2 separate regions of the Mus musculus genome follow, and region 2 is linked to region 1. Evidence: chromatin contacts called from ENCODE Hi-C or POLR2A ChIA-PET data. All regions are on one chromosome and are shown on one strand. The core of a region is the stretch at or near the end of the contact, and the rest is flanking DNA. Distances in the headings are between cores, read along the strand shown.

Region 1 (2,722 bases), core at 120-2,619:
TTAACGGAAAAAAAAATTTTTTTTTAAAGATTTATTCTTACTATTCAAACATTTAAAAATGAAACGTGTGTGGGTGTTTTGTCTGTCTTTGTCTGTGCACCATTAGCTGGGAGGCCAGAAGGGAACACGGATCCCCTGGAATCGTCCCACCAGGCAGTTCCAAGGCACCATGTGGTGTGGGTGCTGGGAACCCAACACTGCTGACCCACATCTCCACTCTCCTGCCTTTCCTCCTCACTGGTCTCTTCAGTAGGCAGACTGGATGAGGCTGGCCCTTGCCTGTTTGGATGCAGGAACCCAGGCTTCTGCCTTACAATCTTTTTACAGCAGCACCTTTCTGCGTAACTGCCAATTACCAATCCTTGCCAAATTCACAGATCCCAGGCACAAGTCAAACCTCCGATCAGACCTCACATCAGCAAAGGACTGCAGTATTTATGTAAACTTTCAATTGTAACTGAAATGACTAGTTTTTTCTTAAATCTTTCTTCTGTCTTCAGTTGCATACGGGGGAAAGGAAATATCCAGAACACCTAAGGGCAGCCCCAAGGCTATGTCCCCGCTTAGATAACTGTGACCACATTAAATATACCTAAACACATCTCCTGGCTTCTAGGCAGTGCCTTCTATTGCTAATACTGCTTAGGCTGACAGAGATGGAGGGCACTGGGTCTCCAGTTTGGACCAAACGTAAATAAATTCATTTCCCCGTTTTCTCTTACTCTTTGGAGTTTATCTCCTCTCGAAGGCCAGTGTTTGACCAGGAGCCAGGGCTCCAGTTACCAGCTACTCAAACAGCCCAGAAAGCGACGCGGTCGCCCTCACAAAGCACCCTACACTGGCCTCAAGCTCCATCGCCTGACTCCTAAGCCAATCACAGACTGAGCGGATCACAAGCCATCTCAAGGTCCTCGCCCTGAAGCTCCCGGATGCTGCAGCGCCCACTCACTGAGTCCTGCCCCGAATGCCCTCACATGGTAATTTTCACGGACGACGGTGGGAAATCCCACAGGACAGCATACTGGGAAGTGACAAAATACAGACGCGGAAAACCCGCAGGAACAGAATGAAAGAGAACCGAACGACCCCCACTTTATCCACCTCATCCCCCCCTGGGGCCGATTCAACCATCACTCAGCACAAACCGGCGCTCAGCAGCACAGCGTCCTCTGCTCCACATCCACTCACCTCACATTACACCTTAGAGAAGCTCTGCACACGGCACGCCAGGACTGCGAGACTTCCGCCCACAGACACCCACAATTCCATGGGTTCGGATTCCAAACACCCACGCTACCCTGGCAACGACAGGAGAGGCGAACTACTTTAAGATCTGAGCGGATGTGATCACTCTAGGCCACTTCCGATTTGAATAAGGGTTCCCTCAGTTCACTACCACGTAGCCCTGGGTGGCGCGCATGCGCACCACCACTGGCGGAAGTCTGTCTTGCCAGTACTTATTATGGCTCATCTGGTGGTTTCTGATTTTTTTTTTTTTTTTTTTAACTTCTTCCTAGAAAGTGCCATGGCTGAACCCACACTCCCGTGACACAGAGGCAAGCATCAAAGCGCAACGGTTCCATACAGCCGACAAGAATGTGATAGGTGAAAGTCCAAGGCTGTCTCACATGCTTAGGGGATTTATTAACGTCTTGTATGTGTATATAATTCTAAGACACTGTAACATTACATCTTCCTAAATGTACCTTTTTTTCCCCTGTATTTTATTAGATTTACTTTATGTATTTTTGCCTGCATGTTGAGTTTATAGCATCCAGGACAGCTGCAAGAGCAACAAGTGCTTTTAATCTGTTTCTCTTTTTCTTCAACTTTCTCTTGATTTTCACCAGAATTGAAAGAAGTTCTTATTTTTGAGATGACCTCACTATATTGGTCTGACTGGCTTGGAACCGGACATGAAGGTCATTCTGGCCTTGGACTCTCAGACATCTCATGGCCTCTGTTTCCCGAGTGCTGGGATTAAAGATGTGTATCACCACACTGGCCTTTTCTAATTTTTCAAAAATTGAAAACTATGTGGGGTTATTAGGAAACAGGAGGTAAGTCATATGGAACACCAACGGTGAGAAACTGAGATAAGCCATCATTTACGTCATACTGAGGCATCTCACGGTTCCCAGAGGATAGAAACCTGTTCTTACTTAGAAGTAAAATGTCTTCTAAATCGCATAATAGAAATAATGTAGAACTAGGTGGGCAGTGGAAATAATGATAAACAGGGACACTAGTCAAATGGGAAAAACACCTAGCACTGTAGTGAATAAATTAGTAGACCTAATGTACATTATAAGAATAAAGTATAAAATTGTGTGAGTTATCTCCATATTAAACACATTCTAGCCCTGGACAGTCTAGAACAGTGGTTCTCAACCTGTGGGTTATGACCCCTTTGACAAACCTCTATCTCCAAAAATATTTACATCATGATTCATAACAGTAGCAAAATTACAGTTATGAAGTAGCAATGAAAAATATTAGAAAGGTTGAGAACCACTGGTCTGGAACTATGTAGACCAGGCTGGCCTTGAAGTTACTCTGATCTTGTCTATACCAGGGAAGTTCTAGGATTACAACAATGTGCAATCATGCCCAGTTCACACATAGTCTAGAGCTTCCCACTGAGAACAGACTACAGGAATAATGATTTAGGAAACAGTTTCATCATCAAAGATACACCTCAGGAGTCCCAAAAGAGTGGACT
Region 2 (2,722 bases), core at 166-2,665, 730 kb before region 1:
CATGGCCATCTACTCTCCTGGCATTGGAACCTTCCACTGCCCTCAGCGCCTGCACTCAGGCAGACACCTTGAGAACTCCGGTGCAACCTAAACACAAAAGTCTGATTTTTAAGGCCTTTTACCAAGCTGCTGTAACATTGGTCTTATTCATCAGTTTAACTGAGTACCAACTAGGTGCTAGGAAGTCCTGCTTTGATTTGGGGATACAGAAGTAGCCCCAAAATCTATGCCTTGGTCTGCAAGAGACAGATGTAAATAAACAAGCCCATACTGGTTGGACCATACCTAGAAGAAAAGGGGGCATTTTGAGAAAGCATCTCACATGGTGGGCAGAGCTGAGGCTTCAGTAATGAGAAAGAGCTGAGGGAAGAGTTTGCAGAAGGAGGAAAAGGCTAGGAAGGACAGAGTGGTGATGGAGGGTGAGGGGAGATGAGGTGAGACTGCAGAAAAAACGGTTCTCTCCCAGGCCCCAGCCCTGCAGGCTGCACTGAGGACCGAGGAGACCGCGGTTTGGCTTCTCTCCTGCTTCTGATGGGAAGGTGAGGAGGCAGGGGCGTGGGGAGTAATGTGATCTGATTTATGGTTTGGAAGGATTGCTCTGGCTGCGGCAGGCAAGCAGCCCAGATTGGAGGGGCTCTGTAGAAGGAGGGAGAGTAAGGGGAGGCCACTGCAGTGGTCTAGGCTGGGATAAGGCAGCTTGCAGAGGGTTCTCTACTCACGGCCAGTGCTTGGTTAGTATACATACTGGAGATACCTGCTCTGACTGTCAACCCTTCTCCTCCCTTGATGGGGGAACCACTGGGCTCACTACCACCCCTCCCACCCCAGCATCAACCTGCTCAGGGCCTGGCCTGCAGGAGAATCTTGTAGTTACACCTTTTAAGCAGCACACATGCATGCTGTTCACACATATCCCCACAAGCAGGCACCACATACAAGGGCTGGTAGGGCCAGGACAGGCCATCTGGGTAGAGGATGGGAGAGCCCCGGAGCCTGAGAATGTTAGAAGAGTCCCCTTCATTAGGCTGTGTGGTCAGCGGTGACCACAGGATAATAGCAACCTTAGCATACTCTCTGCAGTGTGCCCCCTCCTCAGGAATGGCCAAGACAGAGAGAAGTGAACAGTCCAAAGCTGGCATCCTATCATAGCCTGCTTTGTTCTGAGAAGACTCCTGGACCAAGGCTGAGGCCTACCAGTACCAAGGATGCCCTGGAAAACTTTCCCCATCTTCCTTTTATCCATATAAGTGCTTGTACTTGCAAAAGGGAGGAAAGAGGGCAGAAGCAGAGGTCTGGAAAGTGGCAAGGGGTGGGTGTGGGTAGACCCAAGGCGGGATCAGGCTTTGGAACGTTGGAGGTTTCCGGCCACAGAGGCAGAGCCTCCTGGAAGCCAATAGGGGCGGGGAGACTCACCAAGAGAAGCTGAGGAGATCAAAAGTTGAGACAGAGCAGATCAGGAGGGAAGGCAGAAGAGAAAGCCTGGCAGAAAGAAGGTCCAAGGGGCTTGTGAGCTGCCCACCAGACTGGGACACTTGCTAGGTCTATACAGCAGTCCTACCCCTGGCATTCTGACCTCTCTACTATTTGGGTGCTGGGAAGCCCAGCTGGATGCAGGCAGCCTGGCTCTTGGGGGCCCTAGTGGTCCCTCAGCTTTTGAGTTTTGGTCATGGAGCCCGAGGTCCTGGGAGGGAGTGGGAGGGAGGCTGGGGAGGTGCCCTGGAGGAGGAGAGAGAGCGGGAGTCACAGATGTTGAAGGTGAGTGTTGGAGGGGCACTGTGGGCTTGAGATGAAGTGTTCAGATGGGTAAAGAAAAGTAAGGGGGTTTAGATGGAACAATGGGTTCAGAAAAGAGCTGAGAGGGTAGGCGGGAAGGAAACTGACATGCATTCTCTGACCCAGAATCTCCAGGAGGCCCTAGGGCTGCCCACTGGGGTGGGAAATGAGGATAATCTTGCTGAAAACCCTGAAGACAAAGAGGTCTGGGAGACCACAGAGACTCAAGGGGAAGAAGAGGAAGAGGAAATCACCACAGCACCTTCTTCTAGTCCCAACCCTTTCCCCAGCCCTTCTCCCACACCAGAGGACACTGTCACTTACATCTGTGAGTATTCAGAAGCCAGGGTGGCCTGTCTGTCAAGCACTGACCCAACTCGGAGGCCAGACACATCAAAGGGGCCCAAGGTCCCCAGATGTGTCTGCCTGTCAAGAGTTTAACCCACTGAACTTCATAGACATGGTCACACATCCCACAGATCGCCTCATCCAATCCGCTTTTGGGAGTCTGAGGGCCGTGCCCTCCATGTCCTTAGAGCCCTTAATTGTGCCTCTAGTTGTGCCTTCTGTCTTTTCACAGTGGGCCGCTTGGCCAGCCTCGATGCAGGCCTACACCAATTGCACGTCCGTCTGCACGTTTTGGACACCCGTGTGGTTGAGCTGACCCAGGGGCTGCGGCAGCTGCGGGATGCTGCGAGTGACACCCGCGACTCAGTGCAAGCCCTGAAGGAGGTCCAGGACCGTGCTGAGCAGGAGCACGGCCGCTTGGAGGGTGAGTCTCAGCAGCACAAAGAGGGCCTAGGTGGGAGGAGGAGACCCATGGAGGTCTGAAGACCTGGAGAAAACGGGTATCAGGATACCAGAGGGTCCACATAGAACTGGGAGGTGCTGGCACATCTAGAGATGGATTGTGAGGTGGGTGAGACTTTTCTTGCTCCAACCTGTGCCA

What was found. Hi-C counts contacts between places; a loop is a spot of excess contacts on that map. ChIA-PET counts read pairs that join two places held with the same protein, here RNA polymerase II (POLR2A).
Region 2: a map of T-helper 17 cell shows a loop between it and region 1 (2.3-fold over the local background). The contact joins the promoter of Clec11a here to the promoter of Zfp719 in region 1. A Hi-C loop is called at or near these places in 1 of 37 maps with a recorded cell type or tissue (T-helper 17 cell). POLR2A ChIA-PET finds 5 or more read pairs at or near these places in 1 of 5 experiments (Patski).

Annotation. Positions count from the first base shown.
Region 1 is chr7:43,578,233-43,580,954 of GRCm38, reverse strand. Zfp719 (zinc finger protein 719) reads right to left here and starts at 1,369. Exons shown (of 4, transcript NM_172482.1): 1 at 1,189-1,369.
Region 2 is chr7:44,305,652-44,308,373 of GRCm38, reverse strand. Clec11a (C-type lectin domain family 11, member a) reads left to right here and starts at 1,415. Exons shown (of 4, transcript NM_009131.3): 1 at 1,415-1,755; 2 at 1,900-2,101; 3 at 2,354-2,545. The coding sequence starts at 1,609.